Regions from separate parts of the Homo sapiens genome. Here region 2 is linked to region 1. The links are chromatin loops, found by intact Hi-C in ENCODE. Cell type or tissue: heart left ventricle. All regions are shown on one strand. Links, peaks and the distances in the headings refer to the core of each region. The heading gives the core; the rest is flanking DNA. Region 1 has its middle 10 kb from the start of SST. Region 2 holds the start of LOC105374260 (a long non-coding RNA gene).

Region 1 (10,189 bases), core at 2,964-5,463:
TCCTTACATATACTTACCTTGGAGATATAACACATTAAAACTTAGTAACTATTAACATTTTAATATGGATTCATTTGTTGAATTGTCTTCTAGATTTATAGCTGGCTAGTGGAAGGTTTGATTTAAGTAAGCTGGGAGAAGGAGATCAATTTGGAGCAAGAAACCATGCAGCAGAGGGCAGATTGCACGAGATGAGCCGTTGGGGATGGCGGGAGGCTATGAGCATATAGATTCTTCAAGGGTGCTTGGATGAAAATCACATAGGGACCTTTTCTTCTAAGCAACCCCACCGTCATGGAGCACAAGAATTAAAACTTGCAACCCTCCAAGGGCTTCCATTCAGCTGGAAAATTCCCAGCTCAAGCCCCTGGAACTGCTGATTGTAGAAGAGCCAGACTTCCCTGCCAAATTGACTTTCACCAACTTCCACAAAGCCTAGGCTGAAGTGATTGCTTTAGGTAATAAAGGGCAAGAGACCTGTAAGGTTACCTGTTCCTTGGAAAGGGATGGGTGGTGACATCTCAGGTTCATTTCTTGCAGCAGTCTCCTATCCTGTCACTTTCTAGCTCAAAAGCTGTAAATGAGTCCCCAGTGCGAACGTGTTCAAATGCGCACACAGCAGTCTGACAGTTGTGTTTCCTTTGTGACTTTCCTATGAGTCTCCCTCTTCATGGTTCCTTGTCTGCCAGCCCTCCTAATCCCTCTAACCACTCACTCTTCCCTGTACCCTCCCACCTCCATTTGCACATGCCGTTTCCTCTCCTGGAATATCTTTAACCTGTCTCTAACTAATAAGATAATGTAGCCTATTCTAAGATGTTTCTGAGGGCTTCTCACTTAGAATCAACGGGGCCCACTCCTGTGTCCAAAAGTGTGGCTTTTGTGCCCCTAGTAGAGACCCTGACATATTTCTGTTCCTTGGGACTCTGTATGTCTCATCTAAAAGTGTCAAGGCTCTTGGGAGGCTGAGGCGGGTGGATCACTTGAGGTCAGGAGTTCGAGACTAGCCTGGCCAACATGGTGAAACTCGTCTCTACTAAAAATTTTTAAAATACACAAAAATTAGCAAGGCATGGTGGAAGGTGCCTATAATCCCAGCTACTTGGGAGGCTGAGGCAGGAGTATCACTTGAACCCAGAGGCTGCAGTGAGTTGAGATCATGCCACTGCACTCCAGCCCAGGCAACAGAGCAAAAACTCCATCTCAAAAAATAAAAAATAAAAATAAAAGTCTCGATGCTCACTGAGGGAAGAACCCTTGTCTCAGCTATCTTTACTTCCTCCTCAGTGATTATGAAAATGTTAAGCACAGAGTATTTGTTGAAAAATGATGGTTGAGTTGAAGACAAATTTATCTGTCTTTATTTGTGGGTCTCTGTGGATTCTGTGAGTAGGACAAGCCTAATGAAAGGCAGCTAACTGAGGTCTGTATTACTTGACACACACAAACACCCATAACCCCCAACCCTAGGTAGCTGATACTTTCAGGAACACATATCTACTGATCCCTTAGTCATCTCTGAGCTTCAGAAAGAATAAAAGCTCAGTGTAAATGTTTCTATATATTAAGAACTAACTGAATTTGTCATGTGAGTATGCTAACATAGTCACTGAAAGTGTAAGAGTTTTCATATTGATTGGAAGGCCAAGGGAGGAAAGATCTATTTACCACTGAAATAGGCACATGTTCCTGGTGCCATAGAAGTGAACAACAGTGCTAACTCACTTCTGTGTACTATTTCACAACTGCTTAAGTGTGTTAATAACATAATGACCCCAATCAAGCAAGGAAATGGAGGCCTAAGTTACAAAGCTAGTGTGCAGCTGGGCTGATGTCTGAGCCCTCATTTTCGCTCCAGCGTTTCCTTTCTCAGAGGAAAGGTAAGGTATGTAAGGAAGTTTTGTTCCTAATTCTCTCAGCTTCCCTTTCTCTTTGTGGGTCCTTTGGACTCTCCAGAAGCTTCTCACTTGTTGCTCTGATTTCTGCTCAGGGCTTCCCAATTAAATAAAATCGAACAGTGTTCCACCCCACTATGCCACCCAGAGAATATCTCCCACTTTACTTGACCTATTTTCCTTCCTAAAACCAGGCATTAAAACTGAGGTTTTCCAATGAGCCTTCCCAGGGCAGTCAACAGGGGTGGTGCTATCTTGGTCAGTGCAGGGTCTGGGAAATGAGGCCAGAAATCAATGGCCCCTTCCCCTGGAACAGTGGAAAATACATGGCAAAGTTTCCTTTTAAGATGATCCAGAAACCTCTATTTTGAAAAAGTATGATAGAAGCCACATAAACACAAAAATCACCCATGGAATGAAAGTATCTCTGCAACAGTTCCAATTTTCTCACACTCAAATTTATGAGTATTACTCTAGACAGGTGGTTCCTAACCTTGGCTTCACCCCAGGATTGCCTGAGAAACATTTATAAACCACAGATGCTTGGATCCCAACTGAAGTGATTCTGATTCACAGGTCTGGGCTGGGCTCAGATATCTGTATCTTTTAAAAGCTTAATTCTAGTCTGAAACTGGATTTTTACCGTCCTAGAAAACTATTAGGTCATAAACCACTGTCCACTGTCATTCCTCTCTTATCTCACTCAGCTCTGTTCCTTCTTCCCTCTCCCTGTCATCTTTCTCTTATATTTGTCTCTATTTTCTTCCTTTTTTTTTGCTTTCCTCTTGTCCCTGTCAATCCTCTGTCTCATTTTTCTTTTTTTTTTTTTTCTGGCTCCTATTTGTCTCTTCTTACTCAACCACTACTCCCCTTTTCCTTCTTGAGAACAGCAAGGGCGATGAGGTTGGCTTTGCCTTGTTGAGGTTAAAGCACCTGCTTCATTGACTTTCCTGTTATTACCCCTAGAGTTGAGGGCAGGGGCAGGACTGAAGCCAGAAATGGATCCACCTACTGACCAGAAACTAAAAAATGATCTAGTCCCACCCCTCAGTTTACATATGGAAAAACCAAAGCCAAGAGAAGGAAAAGGGCCCTCTCGAGGCCACATAACTAGTTTCAGAGTCAGAACCTCTGTTTTTTGTTTGTTTGTTTTTGTTTTTGTTTTGTTTTTGTTTTTGTTTTTGAGATGGAGTCTTGCTCTGTCACCCAGGCTGGAGTGCAGTGGTGTAATCTTGGCTCACTGCAACCTCTGCCTCCAGGGTTCAAGCGATTCTCCTGCCTCAGCCTCCCAAGTAGCTGGGACTACAGGGGAGCGCCATCACGCCCAGCTAATTTTTGTATTTTTAGTAGAGACGGGATTTCACCACATTCACCAGGATGGTCTCAATCTCTTGACCTTGTGATCCACACGCCTCGGTCTCCCAAATTGCTGTGAGCCACAGCGCCCAGCCGAACCTCTGATTTTTAATTCTATCTTCTCTCCTTGACACAAGTACACTGTGAGGTTCCTTGAATCTCTCTGACCAAGTGGTTGAAATACTCTTGCAAGATTGGCAATTCTTGTCCTGTTCTCTATGTATCCGGCAGTCAGCCAAATCCCATTCCCTGATAAGGGTATTAATCTACAGAGAAAGCTCTGGGGGTTCGTGTGCAGAGATTTGGAGATCCCCAGGTTGGACCTTCATGCTTTGTGTCTTTATCCTTCTGGCTGTGCATTTCCTAATCTTACAAAACAACCAGACCTGTCCTTTATCGCATGCTTCTGGGATGCTTCCGCCCACCAGAGAGAATGCTGTTGTTAAGCTGAGTTCTCCTGCCCTCTGCTGGCTTGACTGATAGAAGGCGCCATCTAAAATTTTAGGGCAGGATTTCATTCATTCTTTTATTTACTCCACCAACTTTCTAAGAGTGTTCACTATTAAAAAGGGTGCTCACTATGCACTATGTTATTGGTGCTGCAGTTGCAGAGAAGCATGCAAAATAAACTCTTCCTTCAAACATTCAATTATTAAACACTTTGTGCCAGTGTCTGGGCTGGGCATTCAGAGACTTGGCTTCAAAAAGAAGTCAAGATTTGGTAGCTTTTATAGATTTTTGTTCTGAGTCATAAAATCAAAGAATCAGCACTAACAGGGACTACAGATACCTTCTAATCCAGTGTATTCATTATAGCTCCTCTAATTAGGTCTAGAGTTCTCTGCACACAGTCCTTGGAGACTGTCAACATGGGGAGGACACCTGTCACAGGGATATTATTTCATTGATTAGGATTCTGCATAAAATCTCACAGAAACAAAGGGTTTCGAGGGGAAACAATGTTCGAAAACTGCAGATTTAATACAAACCCTCCTTTTGCATGTAATCCGAAAGCTTCCCAGCCTCACAAACCTGTACTTACAATCGATGTCACATTTTTAACTGATCTCACTGTTTACTGGCCTAATCCCTTTTTTTTTTTTCACCCATATCTCACTTTCTTTGCAAGGTCACCTTCTGGCCATGAGGCGGGGAGAGCTCCAAAGGAGGTTTTGCATGAGTTGAGCGCTCCCTCTTGTGGCTGTCCAGGATATTGCTTCTGTGCCTGGCCAGAGCTCCCTTGGTCCCAGGTCAATCCCAATGTTATGCCCAGAACTGAGGACGATTCCCTGATCCACAGCCCTCTTCATGCTGCTGTAAAGTGCCAGGGTGGAGTCTCATACACCGGTGGCTTTCAAACTTTTTGATGGGAACTTATGTGGGAAAGACATTTTACATCATGACCCAGTGCACTCATGCATGCCCACACATACATTTCTCAAAACAATATTTACCTTTATTTCTTACAATAAACTATGCTATTCCAATTATTTTCTATTTTGTTTATTTTTCTGTTTAATGCAGGTTGTAACTTGGTCATTAAGTGTGTGATCCACTCCTGAGTCACCAACATGAGTTTGGAATGCACTGCCTTGAGCCATGACCCACCTGCATGCACTCGGCTGGCACTTGGACCTTCTAGGCTGCCATTCTCTCCATGGCTACTCATTCCTAAAGAGTCACATGACAACAGTCCTTGCTGCCCTGGGATGCTGGAACTCCCCTCTTCTCTTATTTCTCTCCTCTGCCTTCCATCTTTTTAGAGGGTCTCACCGCAGAGCTGCTTAGGTCCCTGGTTGTTAAGACAGTGGTGTTTACCAAGAGCAGTGGGCTGAATGGTGGCCCACAAAAGACATGTCCACATTTTAACTCCAGGAACCTGTGAATGCAACTTTATTTAGGAAGAAAACAAAAGGATCTGTGCAGATATAAGTAAGTTGAGGATCTTCAGATAAGAGCATCCTGGATTATCCAGGTAGATCCTAAATCCAAAGATAAGGATACTTACAAGAGACAGAAGAGAAGACACAGACACAGAGACGAAGGCCACGTGAAGTCAGACACAGAGTGAAGGGACACAACCACAAGCCAAGGAATGCCTGGAGCCACCAGGAGCAAGAAGACACAAGGAATAATTCTACCCTATAGGGTAAGATTGGAAAGAGTGTGGCCTTGCTGACACCTCGATTTCAGATTTCTGTCCCCCAGAACTGCAAGAGAATACATTTGCCTTGTTTTAAGCTACTCGTTTGTGGCAATTTATTACAGCAGCCACAGGAAACACATATAGCCACACCTATCATTTCCCCAAGCTCCAAGGGGATCAGACAGAGCTGGATTTGAGTCTGTTCCACACCATACCCGGGACCACTGCTCCTTTCCAAACCCCAAGCTTTTACATAGAGTCGGGCCCATTCTACCAAACACCTTCTTCTTAAATATTAGATTAGACTAAGAAACTCTAGAGTCTGCTCTTGTGATGTTGCTCCTATTGCAAGACCCCACTTCACCACCCTCCCTTCTGGAAGACATGCTTCGGTCAGCTAAACCCCAACTGTGGACACGTTGGAATTTTTTCTCCCAAAGTTTCCTCAGATGTTATGCACATCAGTTTTTAAGGCTGGAAAGCAGGTGTAGCATGTCAGTAGGGATGGTGGGTTAGGTGTGAAGATAAAAGCCCAGAAGAGTGAAATGATTTGCCCAAAGCTGCACAGTAAATATGTGGCAGGTGGATGCTTTCTCTGAATGCTAACAACATAAATATGGAGAGTTTCAGGGGTTTTTCTCCCTTCCCACTGCATTAAAGGTAAGGTAAGATCAAGCCTACCTTTCTCAGGTATATTTTGCCTCAACTCAGCTTTTGACCTGTTTATATCACCAACTGCTTTGCTTGCTTAAGGGAAATCACTGCTCTCTCCTGTTTACCTCAGCTCTGCAGTTCCTTGCCATAAAAACTTTCTGATAAATTGGTGAACCAATGCCATGCCTTAGAGGAAAATAATAATAATAAACTATTGGCATAGCCGCATTTGAAAGCAGGAGTCACAGGGAAACAGATGTCAGCCTTGGGTTCTTAACAAGAGAACTAGTTCAGCAGAAAAACTGTGTTCTTAGAACCAGGGAGAGGCAAGATAAACTCTAGTCAGAAAAGATTCCCACAATGAGCAATGAGCACAGGAGAAAACTTCCCAATCTCCTCTAGTCCTTAGATTCCATGTCTGTCTAGAGCTGTTCCTTCAGACCCTAATCCTCATTTTCTTCTTTAAGAGGCCGGGCCAGGTGCTGTGGCTTACGCCTGTAATCCCAGCACTTTGGGAGGCCGAGGTGGGCGGATCACCTGAAGTCAGGAGCTCAAGACAAGCCTGCCCCACATGGCGAAACCCCATCTCTACTAAACATACAAAAAATTAGCTGGGCGTGGTGGCCCATGCCTATAATCCGAGCTACTCAGGAGGCTGAGGCAGGAGAATTGCTTGAACCCCGGAGGTGGAGCTCGCAGTGAGCCGAGATCGTGCCACTGCACTTCAGCCTGGGTGACAAGAGCAAAACTCCATCTCAAAAAAAAAAAAAAAAAAAAAAGGCTGGACCTTTCTGCACACTTTTTACAACTTCAGAGGAGATTGATGCAAAAAACATACACCATCGTCCCAGAACCTACAACATAGGTTCCCACAACTAAATAATTCTGAAACGAGACAAGCTCCTTGTGGTTTGTTGTTGTTTGCTTGCTTATTACAGCAATTATCTTATTGTCTGTCAATAGCATGTTTGCGAGTCTGGTTCCTTGCAAAAGGCTTTGTTGTAAAAAGACTTTCCTCAACAACAAAAACTGTGCCTTCTGACCAGGAGCTGTGACTCACGCCTATAATCCCAACACTTTGTGTGGCCAAAGTGAGAGGATCATCTGAGCTCAAGAGTTTGAGACCAGCCTGGCAAACACAGTGAGTCTCCGTCTCCATACACACAAAAAATAAGTTTTAAAATTTAGTTGGGCATGTTGGCATGCACCTGTAAGTCCTAGCTACTTGGGAGGCTGAGGTGGAAGGATCACTTGAGCCAGGGAGATAGAGGCTGCAGTGACCCATGATTGCACCACTGCACTCCAGCGTGGGTGACAGAGTAAGACCCTGCCAGAAACAAAAACAAAAACAAACATCAAAAATAACTTGTCTCCTGGCACTTTGGGAGGCCGAGGCAGGTGGATCACGAGGTCAGGAGATCGAGACCATTCTGGCTAACACGGTGAAACCCCGTCTCTACTAAAAATACAAAAAATTAGCCAGGCGTGGTGGTGGGCGCCTGTAGTCCCAGCTGCTTGGGAGGCTGAAGCAGGAGAATGGCATAAACCCAGGAGGCGGAGCTTGCAGTGAGCAGAGATCGCGCCACTGCACTCCAGCCTGGGTGACAGAGTGAGACTCCGTCTCAAAAAAAAAAAAAAAAAAAAAAAGAACTTGCCTTCCTGTCATGGCTTCCCTAAAAAATTGTCTGGAAAATACCAATGCAAAATACTTGTGAGACATTGAAGGCGTGTTGACTCTAACCTCTGTTCTTACCATTGTCTGTCCTTCCTTTTTGAAGCCACATCTTACTACTCACTTCTTGTAAATTCTTCTTTAGATGTGTGTTTCTTCTTAGTCTCTCTCCATTGTCATCATAACGGACTACCACTCTAATTCAGGACCATATTAGGTCTCCTGTAAACTATTTTAAAATCTTCCTAACTAGCTTTCTCATCATCAGTCCATCCCTTCCCTCTGCTCTCATTAGCTGCCACTAACTGCTAACCTCGTCTCTTCCAATTTATTCTATACCGTACGGTCTGAGTCCAATTCCGGATACATATCTGATCATATCATTGTCTCCCTTCAAAACTTCAAATACAAATCACTGTTTCCAAAAAAATACCCACACTCCTTATGCAGGTTTTTGAAGCCCTTAAGAATGTAGTTCCAACTTCTCCTCCTTCAGTTTTATTTCCCACTGATGCTTCACCCTTCAGAAAACATATGTGCTCACCATTTTCTAAAATGTTCCACATATTTTAGTCTCAAACTGCTTGTCTTGTTCCATCTGTATGCAATACGTTCATGCCCATCTCCTTCTATCAAAGTCTACTTGCTCCTTAGGGAGCATTTCCAACTTCGTATCCTCCTGGAAGAAGTGGATACTGATATTTGGAGACCTGGAACTTATACAATTTGGTATGGAGTAGGGAGCTCTTTAGGAAAAAAAGAATACAAAATTATGAATAAAAAAACTCTTCATAGAGGAAGTTTAATAGAGATTCATAGAACAAAAATGTTTAAACATATTGAACACCAAGACTCTGAGATAAATGCACTAGAAAACAGCGAAGCAGGATGATTGTAAAGATAAGTGTAAAATGCTCCTTACCCTCAAGAAATTTATAATAAAGCAGGAGTTTTAGAGACATGATAACAGCTATCATACAGAACAGGATGAGTTCATTAAGTACAGACTCCAGAAACAGGTTGTGGCAACATGCCAGATGATGTTCCAACATGCTTAATTAATGTTGTCTCAGGGTGTCAAAGACTACTTCCTAAAGAATGGCATTTATTGTGGGACTTAAATAAAGGGAATAAGCCAACTTTTGGTGAAGATTGGGAGCCCAAGAATTGAAAGCTTGGAGATCCATGTGTCTAAGGAGAGGGAACAGTAAAAATGCTCAGTGTGTTTCAAAACAACACATAGTGCTATGTGACCAATGCCCTGTGACTGCTTCTATGTTGGACCACAGTGCCAGCGTACCAGTTGATGACCCAGGAGACGAGCCTGATATATTAGTTGTGATTAGTTTCAGCTTCAAATGACAAATAAATAACCATGGCTTTAAAAGCAGAGAAGTTTATTTCTCTCTCACATAAAATTTCAGGCGGATGGTTCAGGGCTAATAAGGCATGATGGTAGCTACCAAGGTAACTTCTATTTTGTTCCTCTCTTCTGTGTGGTCTTGAACATGATCAAAGATGGTAACATCTGTGTTGAGGCAGTAGGATAGGAAAAATAAAGAATAAAGATGAAAGTGAAACACATGGTCATCATCTATGGGAGGTGGTATTTTCCAGTGATGATTATAGTGATGTTCTTACAAAATGATTTTGACATATCTTCTATTGAAAGGTAGGGTCTTTGCCCCCAGTCTTTAAAACTAGGCAGATTTTATGACTGTTCTGATTAATAGGCTATATTAGGATTGACACTATGTGAGTTCCAAGCTAAGTCATAAAATAAAATTTTACTTCTGCTTTCCTCACTGAAATATTCATTCTTATTGCCTTCAGCCACTAGAGCAGTTTAATTGCCCCAAGGTGGCCATGCTGTGAGGAAGTCCAAGAGCCCATATGGAGAGAAGACCTGGAGAAGTCTCAAGACCACATGAAGGAAGAGAGTTACCCAGCCAGCCCTAAACGCTGGCTGCAACTGCAACCACTGTCTGACTGTAATTCCACAAAATACCCACAATCAGAACATCTTCTCATATTTCTGACTCACAGAAACCACAAGAGATAAGAAAATGAATACTGTCATTTTATGTTACTAAATTTTGGGATGGTTGGTTAAACAGCAATAGACGACCTAAACATTGTTTGTTTAAAAAGTTTTTCTAAAATTTTTCATATATAACTTCTGTGTAATTTATATTCCATTGGCCAGAATTTAGTCACATAGCCATACCCAGCTGCAAAGGAGTCTGGGAAAAGTGGTCTTTATTCTACAAGGCCATGTGCTCAGCTAAAATCTTATTACTGTGGGGAAAAGGGACTACAGATATTATGAGACAACTAGTGGTCTTCCACAGCTAGAAAAGTACCTCTTTTAAAAACCAGAAATGTATGAGTACAAAATGCTAATTTAGAAAAAAAAACAATTATTTAAATATCACCTAATATGCATCTAAATCTGTATCAGTTATT
Region 2 (2,500 bases), core at 1-2,500, 460 kb before region 1:
ATAGGACAATGTATACAAAAATGAAGTTTGGTTTTCTTTTGTCTCACCCCTACTGTAGGACCTAGAACATGTGGCTTACTCATTGTTTTTCAGACTCTGAGACCCTTTTTCCTCATCTGAAAAATGGAGGTTGCAGTATTTGATATACTAATCATTGTACAAAGAGGAGAGGCAGGAACAAGTGCTTTGTAAACTACACACACTGTATAAATATTAGCTACTGTGGAGTTATCACTGCTGGCTTTGCAGCAAGCACTTTGTTATGTTGTCCTCCCTCTCTACAGTATGAGCATCTGTCTCGATGCTGGATCTGTATTTTATGCATTTCTATCTTACATTGCTTGGAGCTTAGTAGATACCCAGAAAATATATATATTTTTTGCAATGCAGCAAAATCGATACATAAAAATAAGGCATTGTGACTATTATTGCCCTTGATCCAGTGTGGGGGTAACTGTTGGAGTAGATGTCTGGAATAAAAAGAGGAAACATATGATTCTCTTTCAGTCAAATCAAGAACTGAATGGGCCATATTCTCTAAATGGACAACTCCTGTTGCCCTTGCTGGGAGGAAACCAGAGGCCATTCAGATCCCTCTTGGGTCATGGCCTTCCCTGGATAAGGGGAGAGGAAGCCAGGGCAGGGTGGTCCTGAGGACAGATCCTCAGCAACTGCTGAGCACCTGATTCATCGTTCAGGTATCATTTCAGCATCACTTCCTTTGGGAATGCCTCCTGAACCCCTGAGACAAGATCAGATTCTCTTTCATATGTTCTGGAGCATCCTGCATTTCTCTCTCTCCACCTTTATCACATCCATAACTACTTTCTGTCCATTCCACTTGACCATGAGCCCAAGGGGGCCAGGGACCAGATCTATCCTTTTACCCCAGCACAGCTAGTAGCTAGTACAGTGTCTGGTACCAAGGAAACACCAAATAGACCCCCGGGAGTTAGTGAATGAAGGGATGAATGGTTGTTGCAAATCCCAAATTTTAAAATATGTCAAAATAATATATGTGGAAGAATTTAGAAACTAGCTGTGTCAGTCATAGGCCCCGGTGATATCAGAGCCAAGCAACTCTTTGATGGCAGCTCGTGTTGCCCCATAACTCTGCAGTTGGAAATAGTATCTTATGGTCTAGAGAGGCAAAATAACTTGCTTCAGATGACCCAGCAAGTTAGTGGGAGCCAAGACTTGAAACTATGGCTCCTTACTTTTAGTTAAGTGTTTTTTTTTTTTTTCCTTGAACTGATAGGAATATGAACTTCTAAGTGTAACTGCCAAGTTCATTACTGCAAGGACTGTGGTTCTCAAGAGCCTGGCTCATTCTGGCCAATTTGGTGTACAGTTCTCATGGTGCACAGCTGGATTGTCACCATGGGGGTGTCTAAACTTGCTGTTTTCTGGGAGAATTTTCATAAGCTAAGCCTTTAATAAGCTACCAGAAAAACTTAACCGTGTTTAGAGGCTAGAGTCCATGACATGTAGAACAAACAAATCAAGCTTTCTGGGGTTCAAAGTCCCATTGAACTTTGGAGGTGGGTCTGGGCTCCTAGTTTCCCACTCACCAACCCCCACCCAAGCCTCAAAATCCCTAAGGGAACAATACGGAGCAGGAAGGCCCAGTGCAGAGCTGAGGTGTCACTGTCTGTAGGTTATAAAGTGAACTTCACCTCCATCAGGGTCTCTGGGAACCTTTGCAAGAACTGCTTCCCCCAGCCGCTGACGATGACCATGGCTCCTGGAGGAGAGAAGATACTGTGAGAACAGAGAAGCTATCTGTGGGGTGTTTGGAGGGGTGCAGCTTGCAGCTCCATCATCCTCTTCTGTGGAGGAAAGACTGGATTGTTCTTCTCAGAGAAAGGTGGTGTGGTGGGGAGGAAGACGTGAAAGGCAGCTGGGCTACAGATTACCTGCAGCAGAGCTAGGGGCACTGGTTTCTATGATGTGTTACTGGCTTACTTGTTTAGTTTTCTATTCTGTCCCACCCTCAACTAGTCTGAAACCTAGGGTCCATGAGAGCAGAATCTCATTCTTGGTCACTGCTATATCACAGTGCCTATAGCAATGCTGTCACATAGTAGGTGCTCAATCAAGAACAGCGAATAAATAAAAAGCCCAGCCTAGTCCACTATGTGCTATGGTGCCTTTAGCCAGCCCTCCTCTCTGCTCCCCTTCTAAGCCTCTGTTTTCCTATCCATAAAATGAGGAGGCTGGACTTGGTATTCTCTAAAACCCCTTTCAGAGTTGACATTCTAGAAGTCTATGAAGTTGGTAAATCTGTGGGGCAATGTGGAAGTGGGTTGAGCACTGACAGAGCAATTATTTTCTCATTTGAAAAAGAGCCTGGATACTGAAAACAGTGTTGGGCTTAAAGTCAGAAAACCTGTACTATATCCCTAGATCTGCTTCATACAAGCTGCATCTCGGGTGAGTCACCTCACCCTGCTGATCCTTAGTTTTCTCGTTTGTAAATGAGGCTACAGTGCCACCTTGC

What was found. Hi-C counts contacts between places; a loop is a spot of excess contacts. Peaks named below come from ENCODE experiments on the same cell type or tissue, not always from the same donor. Only the 100,000 strongest peaks of a DNase experiment are listed, where the experiment ranks them.
Region 2: it touches region 1 in a loop (8-fold over the local background); 95 of 110 quality-filtered maps call a loop at or near these places.

Annotation. Positions count from the first base shown.
Region 1 is chr3:187,675,361-187,685,549 of GRCh38, forward strand. No RefSeq gene overlaps it. Among named protein-coding and RNA genes, the nearest start is that of SST, 10 kb to the left of the region's middle. In heart left ventricle, for the core only: CTCF peaks have their summits at 3,726 (motif pointing left) and 4,455 (motif pointing left); a DNase peak (open chromatin) is centred at 4,431; H3K27me3 peaks cover 746 bases.
Region 2 is chr3:187,221,451-187,223,950 of GRCh38, forward strand. LOC105374260 (a long non-coding RNA gene) reads left to right here and starts at 1,576. Exons shown (of 3, transcript XR_007096209.1): 1 at 1,576-2,500. It also overlaps a transcript of MASP1 not described here. In heart left ventricle, for the core only: no CTCF peak of the experiment used is centred there; no DNase peak of the experiment used is centred there.